Regions from separate parts of the Homo sapiens genome. Here regions 1 and 2 are each linked to region 3. A link is a contact called in ENCODE Hi-C or POLR2A ChIA-PET data. All regions are on one chromosome and are shown on one strand. Each heading gives the region's core, a stretch centred on a gene start or an enhancer-like site at or near the end of the contact. The rest is flanking DNA. Distances are from core to core; before and after follow the strand shown. Region 1 overlaps FOXP1 (forkhead box P1). Region 2 overlaps FOXP1 (forkhead box P1). Region 3 overlaps FOXP1 (forkhead box P1).

Region 1 (4,597 bases), core at 683-3,182, 260 kb after region 3:
TCTGTCGCCCAGGCTGGAGTGCAGTGGCACGATCTCGGCTCACTGCAAACTCCGCCTCCCGGGTTCACGCCATTCTCCTGCCTCAGACTCCCGAGTAGCTGGGACTATAGGCGCCCGCCACCTCGCCCGGCTAATTTATTTCAGCTTCTAAATTGCCATCAGCTAGATGAAGGAGGCGGAAAATAATTCTAAAAATCAGATACAGTCACATCACAAGGATAAAGTATTCCAAAATGCTTGAGAACTGACAAATGTATTTCCGAGATTCCAAGGGGCAGGAAAAGCCCCAGAAGACTGGGAAAGTTGGGGGGGTAGTGGGATATAATGAAGAAGCTTCAAAAACTGATGAGCCAAGTAATTAAAACCGATCTTCTTCTCTTCCACACCAGGGGCGATACTGAGGGGAAATAATCTTTTTACCATCACTTTGAGAAAAACAACCAACATGGTTTGCTTGGAGACACATCATGCCAGCCCCTCTGACCAAGTGATAAGACAGGTAGATAAAGGGGAAATGAGAGATGTAATCTTACAGACTTCTGTTAGTCCCCTGATTCTGTCCCTTGTGACATTCTCATCAGTGGGCTGGGAAGATGCAAGCAGGCATACCACACCCAAAGGGCGGTTATCGCTGGTGTGCTGTCAACCTGGGGATGTCTAACAAGTGATGTTCCACAGGTGTCCACCTGTCCACCAGGATGATTTAATATCTCTATCACTGAGATATTAAGAGAGAGCTTCCTGTGCCCACTGAGCCAGCCTGGAATCAAATTCCAGGGTCTCCCTATCACCAGCCTGTATCATTACTTCTTTTATTACCCAACATGTAGCCTCGTGGTTCATCTGTGCAGAAGGAAGACAAAAATCTGGGAAGGTAAATGAACGTAGACAGATAGAAACTTCACTCTGCAGTGGCACCACTACCCATGCAGGCCCTTCCTGGACTCACAGCTACTCAGAGTGGGGTTTTTTTTGTTTTTTTTTTTTTTCATTTAATGGCACATGATGATGCACACAAAACTTCAACTCTCAGTCTGGAATCAGCCCACAGGTCTGCAGCTATAAAAATCATCTCGAAAACATGAGATTTCAGAGATCCAGTTCTCAGTGTTACCTTGAAGATGACAATTTATGAAGAAACAGGTGATTTTAATCCGAAATTGCCAGGAAACAAATTACTCCTCAAAAGCCCTTGGAAAGTAATAAGATAGCTAGGCAGAAAAAAAAAGATTCTGCAAAACTAAACTTAATGTGTATTCATCTAGACCTGAATTAAAAATAAAATTCCACTATAAAAAGAATTTTTCAAAATGTTAGGCCCAAGAATATGGCCATATTGTTCCATCTTGAAGAACCCAGTTGATTCAGTTTCATTACTGGCCTCCCCACTCTTCTAAGTAAGTCCCTCACTATAAACATTTACGAATTCCATCTCAGCATTAGTACTAAACAATATTCATTAAGAATCCCGCCAAAGTGCAACATGTAAGTAAATCAAAGCTTTGATGCTCTATTTTGCAAATTTCACGGGCCACTAGGGATAATTAAAAGGGCAATTATATAAAGTTGGTGCAGTTTTGAGAAACAAATGACATTTTCTGCTTTAAAGCACTTGATAATTTGATATTTTGCTATTAGGGCCTTCATGTGTACTTTTATAGACAGGTAGCCAAATAAACAATAAATGTTCCTTAACAGCCTCTAATGATTGTTTTTGCCCACTGATATCACTCACCATTCCAGTCCATAAATCATATGCTAAGAGATTAAGGTAAAGATAATGAAAAAGTATTAGAAACCAATAAGTTAGAGGCAGGGGGGAAAAGGCTGAAAGTGTTGATTTCTTCTATACTTTTTGCCAAAGCACCTAGCAAAGTCTGAGTTTCCGAGTGCTGGAGTGGGTTCGGTTTGTCACTGTGTTTAACCACCGCTCTGAAGCCAGCAAAGTACATTACAGCTCATGAAAAATACAGCGAAGAAACTGCTCGTGGCAGAAGCATTTAACTTCCTTGTTAGCAGCCTCCCCGAGTGGCACTTTTTCACCAGCAAGTTGTTTATTATGTTCGGTGCCAGGCAAAACTGATTAAATGGGGCTCTTAAGAATCAAAGCGTTATAAATTCATGGAAACACAGCAAGCAATAAATTCCATGGAATTAAAAGCTTACTAGTGCTATTAGCATTTCAGGGTGTTTGAACTGTTAATACTGATGTGCAAAAATGATGTGCCTCTACGACAAGGCAGACCACAGCAACACAAGTGACTGGCTCTAAAAACATTTTATCAAAGTGTCACTGGGACCTGGCAGTTGTTAAAGATACAGGAATGGAGGAGGAGAGTAATTATCTTCAAAATTCTCATTTGCCCTAAAAAGTCAATCCCACAGAAGAGAGAAGGCGCCAAATAAAGGTTTACACACAGGAGAAGAACAAGCATAAAAATATTATGCAAAGGATTTATGCTTTAAGTGAATGAAAATTTCGTCTTAACAACCAAGAGGGATGAGAGTTTTATCCTGTAACCTGGTCTTAGCAGGGATGGGGCCCACCGTGTTTTAACTGGGTTGATCTTAATCTTCTTACAGGACAGATAACCCCAGATCAGGCCCTCAAAAAGTTACCAAGTGGAGTGGACACCTTGGCCAATAAATTTTTCTGGTTTGTCATGTTTCATCTTCGACTCTTTCTGGGGGCGTTATAAAGTCTTATTCTAAAGTGACAAGGGGGGAAATCAATTATTATGCCATTAGGCAAGTTATATTCTCCCTCCCAAGGTGCAAGATATGAAGTAAATGCTACTGCACCCATCTGTTTAAAGAATACTTCTAGCTGGGTGTGGTGGCTCACGCCTGTAATTCCAGCACTTTGGGAGGCCAAGGTGGGCAGATCACCTCAGGTCAGGAGTTCAAGACCAGCTTGGCCAATATGGTGAAACCCCGACTCTGCTAAAAATACAAAATTAGCCGGGTGTACTGGCGCACACCTGTAATCTCAGCTACTTGGCAGGCTGAGGCAGGAGAACTGCTTGAACCTGGGAGGTGGAGGTTGCACTGAGCCCAGATAATGCCACTGCACTCCAGTCTGGGTGACAAGATCGAGACTCTGTCTCAAAAAAAGAGAATACTTCCTTCCAACAGAAACATATCTAAAGATCTGTGGTAAACAAATACAAATGTAGGGAGAGAGAAAAGACAAAAAATTAACAAAGACTTCTTAAAGAATTAGTTTTGTTGATAAAAAGTGTTAACGATAATTTTACTTTTTTGGTAAAAGAAAGAATTGCTGCCCACCAATTCGGTGTGATCACTTGAAAACACAACTTAAGAGAAAATTCACTGTAAATCTGGAATTACCAGATTTCAGGAAAAAAGCAATCTAAAGCTGTCAATCTAGACAGACATCCAAACACCTATTCATCCACTCCAGAGCTGGCCAAAAAAGTACTGTTTATTAACACATCAAGAGAACTTAATTCCTTTGATAAAAGAACCACACGGGTAATAGCATCTACTGACGGATCACTGGTACATATGATTATCTCTGGGGCTATGTTCCACATGTGAATATAACATTTGTACTCACTGAAGCTGTCTGTTGCTTCCCTACAGAGAGACAGAGGCTGCTCACGTACCAAAAAATAGAAAGGAGACAAAGAGGAAAAACCTTACAGGGAGAAACTCATAACCACTAATGTGCTTTCACTGGGCTTAAGTCCAAAGCCATGGATTGTTACAGAAGCAACATGTTACAGGGTGTCTGAATTGTTAAAACTGCTGTCCAAATTGGTTCTGCCTCTAGGACAAGACCTACTATGTGTAAAATATTGGCAGGGGCGATGAATACATATAAGGCATTGTTCTTGTACTCAAAAAAGCTTAAGAGTCTCACTGGGGACATAATCAATTATAAAGCACCTATTATACATTCTAAATCAGGAATCAAAAGAGTCTTAATAGACAGGTTCTCTACCCACTGGGATTTTAGAGTGACTTGAAGATAAGGCATACACCCAAAAAACAACCACCGAACAAGGCAGTATTATATCTGTCAACATTCTATACACATGGAATAATGGGGTTCTTTTGTGCAAAAGAATCACCAATTATAGGAGAAGGAAGAGTCAAAGTTTGATAAATAGATTACTAGGGAAATTCAGCAATGAAAACGAGAAATAATATGCACAATTTTCTCTCAGCAGTGTCCTCGGCATCCCGGGTGGGTCAACTTCGATGTCCTCCTGAGGCTCCGTGTAGAATTATACCCAACAGTGGTGAGCAAAACCAGTATGGCCCTTACCATATTGCTCCCATGGGTCTTGCAATATACTAGGGGTGGGGGATTTCAGGAGGACAAGTAACAGAAGATGGCCTCAGTAATAGAGAAGACCTAGAAGCTTCCATGCCTGTGTCCCACATTTACCCCCCAGCCCCCCACCCCGGGTATCTGATCCCCTGGTCTTCTCACACAGGTCTCTAGTCCCTTGTTTTCCTTCAAAACTAGAAATTCATTTCTCAGTCCTTTATTCTCATTGACTAGCAACCCTTTAATGTCACTGGGCTGCAGTCAAGCGTTACACCAAAGAAAAGACACTCATATTGT
Region 2 (4,366 bases), core at 139-2,638, 350 kb after region 3:
CAGGCTCAAGTGGCAAATGATTCTGTCTTCATGGGGAAGATAATGTATAACCCCTTCCGGATGGGACACGCAGAGTATGCAGTACATAGTGGGAACTTTCCAGAGAAAACCCAAGGGCAGTATTTTATTCCTACAATAAAGGTGATGTGTGTAGCTTTGTTCCTTCTCTTTCTCCCTCAACCAGATACAGTCCTCTTAGGTGCCATAAAAATACAGAAATTCACAGGGAAATCCCCAGACTCTGACTGATTCAACAAATACCGACTGCATGCATACCTACCATATGTTAGGCACTGCTAGCCATGGAGAAGCCACACTGAATACGACCTACTTCTTGCTTATTACCTGATAAACAGGTGAATTCATGAAGGGACAGGGCTGTAACATATGGAACAAACAAGAGGTTTGGATCAAGAAAAATAATAAAGGGGCTGTCCCCTTTCACGTAGGTGGTCAGCAAAGGCATGTTTAAGGGGTTGATTTTTGAACTGAACACTAAGGGATGAGAAGGAGTGAGTCCTGGGAGGCATGGAAGGTATCCCGTAATTCAGAGGCAAGGGAGATTTTATGACATCTGAGAAGAGTAATGGGGTTTAAATAAAATATTGGAAACCACGCGGCAAAAGCTCGAAGTTTCCAAGAGTCTTTTGAACACGCCAGATCTTCAAGCCACTATCTCCACACAGTGAACATGATGGAAGCAAAGCCTATGTCAGGCAGACCCCTGATAAGTACTACTATAGGCTGGGGTCTGTTGCCCCAAAACCATCAGTTCTGTGATATGGTGTCAATGTTAATGAATTATCACTGCAGGTTTGTTATTATAGGTGGTGTGACTCTTACCCGTCTCACCTAACAGGGCTCAAAAACTCAAGAGACAGCCAGGGTCACGTGGTTGGCACTGTTTTTCAATCTGGGTACAAGTCACCAACTGGGTCATCCATGAGTACTGCTGACATTCTTTGCCACGGACCTGTGGCAGCTTCTGTGTGCAGATGACACAGTCCTTTGAGGGCCATTCCCAAGAGGATCTGTGGGGGACTAGGACCTGCTTTGCCGAGTCAGCACAGAGGCAGGGATGGAGGATGAGGTGGCAGAAGATCGACATCATGTAACATCAGCCTGCACGAGCGAAACCCTACAGTTTCAGATTATCATCAGCAATACCAACTTGAAAGCAGTTAGTGAATTCTGCTTGCGAGGCAGGACCATTGTCTGACTAAGTCAAAAAAAAAAAAAAAAAAAAAGGAATAAAAAAAGAACTGTATGCTTCTCAGGGGAAATCCTCAAAACAGGATCCAGAGACCTAAGCTCTGCTAACAGGGCTACAGCAGCTGTATACATAGCTGCACGTGTCCTTGCAGATGTGCAGCAGGACAAGCTCCCAAGGCTGTACTTGCATTTACAAGGGAATACCAGGTGAGGAGCAATGGACTGCGAAACATGCGTCATCTATCAGTAAAACAACGACCAGTGAACCAGCAACAGGATGGTACAAGCTTGTCAGAGACAGAGATTTCCACTGTATCACCTGGGGTGCCTAGTACAATGCTGGCATTTATGATGTACCAGGATCCGTGCTAAGCTCTTTACAAGCATCACCTCTCTAACTCTTCAGAGTGAGCTGGCTTCTATTTTTATCCCCTTTTCCAGATAAGGAGGCCGTGGCACAGAAAGGTTAAGTAACTTGCCTAGGGTTGTTCAGCCAGGAAGTGGAAAAGGTGGAATCTGAGTCTAAGCCAATCTAACTTCAAAGCAGACACTCTTAACCATGCTGCTATCCTGTATCCACAGGAGGCATCCAAGGAGTTTCTGCGAATGCATCCATTACCCTAAGTTTTATGACTACTCGTCACAGGCCAGTATAGGCAGAGAATATATTATTAATACAAAGCATAGGGAAGTCTCATTCTATTCATTTTATGGGATAAAAAGTGGCTCACAAGAATCATGTACAGGCCAATTTGGGACAGAAAATTTGGACAGGAGTGGCTTACTTGTCCCGTGCACCCCACTCCCACGGTAAGCTTTCAGCAGAGATACAGGGAGCAACAAATCACAGAAAGGTAGGATGGAGAGTTCTGTCCCGTCCTTGAGTCTACATAAGAACAGAGGGACAATGCAAAGCTGTCAGCAATGTCCCCTGCCCATATAGGGGGAACAGAATTGGGTGTGAGTGCGTGCCACTAAGACCTCATGCTAGTACTCAAGCCTTAATGAAATCTTACATCCACAGGAAGGAAAACCCACTAGACTAGCATATTCGAGAGTTTAAATTTTGCTTTATAGCTCTCTTAATAAAGAAATGTATTTCTCAGATTTGCCATGGCACTTTCAGTAAGAATATTGTGGTCTTAAAATATTTACTGAGCTGTATCTCTGCTGAGAATTAAACAGGCTAAAATTCTAACATGTAAAATTCAAACAAGGCACAGTCAACAGAAGGCATTCATTGAAAATAAATAAAAATTAAACATGTAAGCAAAATTGACAGCATGATTTCGTAAAAGTAACCATAATGGTTGCTCAGTAAGCATTCACCTTTTCTTAGTACTAGAACCCAGAATTTACCTGGGACATCAAATTGTTCAAGTCTAAGGATGCATTTCCCAGACACCCTTACAGTTAGGGGTGGCTAATAGGATGTAAGCAGGCATCATTGGATAAGGCTACAGGGAAAGTGCTTTAAAAAGGCCTGCCTCAGCCAGGAAAACTACTTTTTGTCTTGGATGTAGAGGCAATGGCCTGAGAGCCAGCAGCCACCATGTGACCTTGAAGATGAAGGAACGCACTTGAATAAGCAGAGTAGAAAGATAGAAGACACAAACTGCTCTTCCCAGATGTTTTTACGACAGAATACTTAAATAATTTTTTATACTTATATCTCTCTTACTAGAAAACAATTCTTAACTAATATAATGACATGAAAACATATCTAAAGATGACACTACAATTTTCTCTGAGGGAAAAAAAAAACTAGAAGATTCATGAATTGGGATTCTGATTAACCCTCTATTCCCAAAGCTGTTTGTTTAAGTATGACTTGCCTTCTTAATTAGTATTGCTAGCCCAGGGAAGCATATTTGCTGAGCCTGTCTCTCTGTTTTGACATGCAAGACTTGTGAAATTTAAACATACTTGTAGGCATCCAAAGCATTATTATTTATTAAGGCCTATATTAAAGGTGAGATCTTACAGCACTCTCAGATTCTGATGATTAAAGGAAATTTAATCGTTCTTCATTGGCATTTGATCTTTAGCCTACCATAATCTACCCGCATATCCCTTCATCCATATTTGATACTAAAAAGAAAGACATTTCAACAGCTAGTCCATCAACTGTAAAATAGAAGGAACGTACAGACAAACCACATTACTCAGAAAATAAGAGAGCTTTCCCCCACACTCATTTCGCTCATGAAAGCCCAATGTGATTAAAAAGGTGAAGAAGTCACACTCCACAAGGTGAACCAGAATGACTGTAGAGCCGATCATCACATTCGTAAGGAGTTTCGAAATTTTCAAAGTGCTTTCACATGCATTATATCTTGTTTCATCCTTACAACACCATCTTTCAAGGTAGTAAGGGCAGGTATATATTTTTTATTCCTGTTTCTCGCAGATAAATGGTTTGCTCAAGGTCAGACGGAGTGGTACCCAGCGAGGTGTCAGGTTTACAGGTCAAATGTCCGTTTTTGATGCATCCAATCAAGGGACAGCCTACTATAGTCTTCAGGCCAAATATGGCTTACTGTCTGTTTTTGTAAATAAAGTCTCACTGGAGCACAGTGACACCCCTTTGCTTGTATATTATCTATGGCTGCTTTTGTGCTCTAAAGGCAGAGTTGACTAGTTGCAAAAAAGACTGTATGGCTCATGAGGATGACAATATTTCCTATCTGGCCCCTTACAAATTTTACCAACCCCTGCATTAGGTCACCTTCCCACAAATATGATCCCCGTTATGAACCCTATTCTTGAAAACCATAAAGCTATCATGGGGGGTAGCAGCATTCAAATGCCTGCTAGCTTCAGAATCAGGGCCTGATAATTAGAAAGGCCATTATCTTCTGCAGGATTACTATATCGACCACTGGGTCCCCCGCAAAGGTAGATGGCAATTTTTAGGTGGTATACAGCATCAGTGGTGTCTGTCACTTACCCTGAAATTTTAACGTGTCTCACAGCCATAAAAAGCCTGGGGTCACTGGGAGGGGGCATGCATAATGCCACAGGACTGCAACACACAGAGGGAAGCTGAAAGCAAAAAGAAAAGAAGAGGTTAAGTGAAGGGGCAAATGGTGATGCTTCAAAAGCAACACAGACACACGAGCCTTTGGTATCCCTCATTTACATACCACATTTA
Region 3 (4,393 bases), core at 1,583-4,082:
TTTCTACCTTCAGAATCCATTAATATTTTAACTAAAAATTCAGTCACCTAAAACATGCAGCAAAAGAAACAAGGTAAAGGTAGATTCCTTAAGCTTTAATTTAAGATGAATGCAATGGATTTCAAATTAGAGATGTTAAGCCGGTCATACGTGACAAGCTTTGGAATATTTTCTTTTGGTCACACTGCTTGATGGTTCTTTTCATCCTTTGTTACATTAGGGCTCTTTTTTATAATGACACTGAGAGTCACAGTGCATAATTAATAGGAAATGAAATATTCAAATGGCCTCTAATGCAGCCCAGTGAAATGCTGTTGAAATAAAAAGGGCTATGGAAAATGTGGAGACATCAGGAACGGTTATGAACGTTGGCATGTGTCATTTTTCCAGACCGAAATTGATGCAAATATAAAATCTTGCTAAAATACAGCTATAAAAACAACAGGCTACTATAAATATAGATTGTTTGGTAGGATTGAATTTTTATTACTTTTTCTTTAATTTTTTGGTAGACTGCCCTAGTTTCCATTATTCTATAACCATCCTAAGTTGAGACATCAAAAACTGGCAGCATCTCTTAGCCAGTGAGCTGACACTGAGACTCAGGAGCAGTAGTGGGTCTCTGTGAATAGAAACTGAATCAGAGGTGGAGAGAAACAAATACCTGATTTAAAAAAAAAAAAAAAAAAAAAAAAAAACCAGAATCATAAGGAGTGCCCTTTATGAAGACGGGTATAAGAGAAAAAAAATAATGCTAACTTCAGTTGATTTTTATTCTTCTTCAAGACTATAATATAATTTTCTTATCTGTAATAGGCAGAATTCTACTGAAACACATATTAAATCTGAGGATTAATATATTATTTGGGGGAAATGTATATCACCATAAAAACGAGAATAGAATTACACAGTCAAGACACATCATGGATGGAAAACACATTTGGAAAGAATGTGACCCTGTTCATGCATCTCCAAAGACCCACCCTTGATAGGATTGAGTTTAAGTCTATCAAACACAATGTACCTCTTGTTTATCACCATATGGAAGAAGCGCATAAAAAGCAGACGTGAAGAGATTTAAAAAACCTTCCAAAAATAAAGCAAGAAAATCCAAAGCAGAAAAGGAAAAGTAGAGCGCTTCCTTTCTGCCTGTGAGAGACGGAGAGCATTTCAACAGCTGATTCCAGCCTCGAAGTATACAGCACACATAAAATAAATACAGGTCACAAAAATTAACAAATCATCATAACTGTCTAATACATCCTGGGCTGGCTGCGGAAAAACAAGATCATTCTGGATTTATATCTGTAAGTATGGGATTTCCTGGACAGCTAATATCCACAAACAATCAAACACAGGAGGAACACGGGGGAAAAAGGCAGCATTATTTCAAATTTGAGCTGAGAGTCGTGATTTGTAAAGGGCTGAACAGGAACTGGAGTTGAAATTTGAAGCAAGGAAATTCTTGTACTAGGCACTGATGGACACTTCTCTGTTTCTCTTGGCTCCGTACAGGTTTTTAGGTCACTGGGTTTTGAACGTAATGCCAAATGAGAATCTCGCTAGTACAGAAGCTTTGAAAATGACAACTAACTTAATCTCTCAATTTAAATAAAATAATAATAATAAAAAAATCTAATGATACTTCACTCAAGAGTCAGAGCTTTTTATGAGACCTGTTGCCAATATTAGTGTCTTGGAATGATCTCATCTTTCATCCTGGCTAAATTCCAACACACAATTTCATTAACCCAGGTACCGCAGGTGATAAAACTCATTTTTCCCTAAAGAGACAGCTAAAAAGTACCAGTTATACGTTTATGAAGTACCAGCAATCAAAATTATGGATTTTCTAAAAGGTTTTTAACTACTTTTATTGAAAGGAAAATCGCTGTCTCAGACTTTTGTGACACTATTGCTAATAATAAATTTTACCATTTAGACATGGCCATAATATGGTAGACAGTGTCAATAAAAGTATGGAGCAAAGATGATCCCTGTCTTTTAAGTAATGCCTTCTAATTACATGCCGGAAATGATCACATGAAATACCTAAGCTAACTAATGGCTCTTAAAATATAAGAACACTCAACAATGCATCTACAGTGATATAGATGTACCGCATGCACATATGCAGTTATATGTAGAATTAATTGCATAAGTAGACATTCAAAAAATTTTCCAATGTTTTCAAAGCCTACAAGAAAAATTTAAATTTAATTTGCATTTCTAACTAAAATCTGTTTGTTGAAAAAAAATGCGTTCAAATGTTATTTGCTTCCTTTTGAGCAAAGAGGTGGCACTGGGCCTGTTATCTTTGGCAAACTTGTCTAAACTTTTCTATCTAATATTCTATATATCACTAGAGGGCACTGTGGTATTTAGGCCACTTTGACCTCTTCGAGTACTAAGAAAGGTCTTGAACTCCTAAGCAATGTCAGAAAGGTTAAAAAAGACATTAAAAGGGGGAAAAAATTTTTTTTGGTAACACCCTATTTTTATTTTTCTAAAACCAATAAAAAATGCATGATAAGTAGAAAAGTCAAATTCATAAAAATATACAGCTCATTTTGCAATACTCAAAGACTTGTCACCTCAGATCTGATGGGGAAAATTTTCATCCTCATCTTCTCGAGATTTAAATTGTGAGGCTGGAATTTGATTTGCATACATCCACAATTATAGACAGCTATTCCCTCTACATGGCTGAAGTCTCCTACACTAACTAGAGGTAATTTCACTGCAGAACATTCAGGCGTGCAAGCCGAGAGCCACAAATGGGTTTGAAACAATTTATGATATCCGGCCTCCTTCGACATGTATTAGCATATACCTGGTTTCTTTAACATACACTTTGTTTTTCCAAAACCACAAACATAGTTGCTGGAATTTCATGTGGAAGTGCTTAAGGGGCTGAAAGTTAACACCTTTGTGATCCACGCTGCCTCATGGTGGCTGTTAAACAAAAGCCTCTTTGTCGAGGCTTTCTTGAAGTGTTTTCTTAACATGTTCCAAGTAGTTTTAGGCAGGGAACTAAAGTAAACAAGATGTTACCATGATAAAAACACTTGTGAAAACATTACAGAGCACACTTAGTAGTTTCTTTCACACAAAACTCTTCACAGTTTTGAAAAGTAAAATTCACAGAAAAAAATTTTAAAAAGCAAGTTACCAATGAAATGTCCTCTACTGTCTACAGCCCTCGACCTTTCGGGAAGGGTCAAAGTTCCATTTCTGGGCATTTTCTTCAACATTTCTCTGTCTTCCATTACAGCACATATACAGTTTATTTTGGCTTTCATAAATTACATACATCTAACAAGCAAGGGAATTTTTGTTTTGTTCTGCATGAAGTTTTTCTCCCTGAGAAATCACCAAAAGAAAAAAAATTCTTTTCAAATAGGATACTAAGCAAGGATACAAATGATACTTTTAGTAGACGTTATACAAGTGGTCACTTAAAAGAAAAACTAGGAGAAATGGAAACATTTTCCCCCAAGCACATAAGAGTACCTGGTGTTTGTGAAACTATGGGCCTGCATTTGATTTTACCTTCTAAGTTAAAAACAGGGAAATGTGGTCAGGATTTAACCTTCAAATCTACTCCTCATTTTGCCAATGCATTACATGAGCATTAAAAAAAGGGAGGGGGAGGAAAGGGAAGAATTACAAATCCACGTTTTTACTAGTGAAGATTGTGTCTTTCACCTGGTTTGAAAAGAAGAAAAAAGAAAGGACTCAAGTGGGGAGAAGATGGAAGAACGCCGATGAGCTTCACACCACTCTGGATGATACGGGACTTGTTTTTGTTTTTCTGTTATCGGAGGATGCCAAGCAATGCAGGGCTGGACGATTTCATTAGAGTTAGCAGGAGCACCTGCTGCTATCAGTTAGCACTAACAAATGCAACAGTCACATGATAACTCATGGTTGATAGATTAAAAAAAAATCAACACTAAAACTGCAAGTTGTTTTCAGAAGAAACAGGGAAATAAATGCATACAATAGACTGGGTATCTGCTGATTCTGATAAAGCGTCCCTCTGTTGGCGGTGAGGGAAAGACAACAGGATGGTTATTTGTACAGTATTTATCTTTGAAATCAAGGGCCCTGTGGTATACCTCACCTTGGGAACAAATGCTGCAGAATGATCACAGAAAAGTGTCAAATCTCTGGTTTTGATTTACCAACAGTTATGATATTTCTTCCTCAGGAGGGAAAAAAAAATATGCTTCAGTTTTAGACCTGTGAGTCCCCCCCACCTCTCTTTTTTCTGAACCCCTCTCTCTGTTAACAGTGGCACAGTATTGACAGATGGGATTTTTATCCTGAAGAACCAAGCTTGGCCTCTGTAACAGTTACAGCTTATTAATCTGGAGCTGCAGAAGACCAG

The links. Hi-C counts contacts between places; a loop is a spot of excess contacts on that map. ChIA-PET counts read pairs that join two places held with the same protein, here RNA polymerase II (POLR2A). Pooled maps may share reads with other maps.
Region 1: a loop to region 3 is called in a pooled map, with 1.9 times the contacts of the local background. The contact joins two enhancer-like sites. A Hi-C loop is called at or near these places in 4 of 37 single-sample maps with no recorded cell type and 5 of 50 pooled maps.
Region 2: a loop to region 3 is called in a pooled map, with 2.1 times the contacts of the local background. The contact joins two enhancer-like sites. A Hi-C loop is called at or near these places in 10 of 50 pooled maps. POLR2A ChIA-PET finds 5 or more read pairs at or near these places in 3 of 52 experiments (A549, activated B cell and activated CD4-positive, alpha-beta memory T cell).

The regions. Positions count from the first base shown.
Region 1 is chr3:71,268,124-71,272,720 of GRCh38, forward strand. All of the region lies in intron 5 of FOXP1 (forkhead box P1), which reads right to left. Among named protein-coding and RNA genes, the nearest start is that of FOXP1-AS1, 19 kb to the right of the region's middle. Within about 2 kb of position 1,933, at least 2 of the 41 ENCODE cell types and tissues checked have a DNase peak (open chromatin) inside an H3K27ac peak, as active enhancers do.
Region 2 is chr3:71,354,988-71,359,353 of GRCh38, forward strand. It overlaps FOXP1 (forkhead box P1), which reads right to left. Exons shown (of 21, transcript NM_001349338.3): 4 at 4,163-4,257. Among named protein-coding and RNA genes, the nearest start is that of FOXP1-AS1, 67 kb to the left of the region's middle. Within about 2 kb of position 1,389, at least 2 of the 41 ENCODE cell types and tissues checked have a DNase peak (open chromatin) inside an H3K27ac peak, as active enhancers do.
Region 3 is chr3:71,004,644-71,009,036 of GRCh38, forward strand. All of the region lies in intron 12 of FOXP1 (forkhead box P1), which reads right to left. Among named protein-coding and RNA genes, the nearest start is that of FOXP1-AS1, 280 kb to the right of the region's middle. Within about 2 kb of position 2,833, at least 6 of the 41 ENCODE cell types and tissues checked have a DNase peak (open chromatin) inside an H3K27ac peak, as active enhancers do.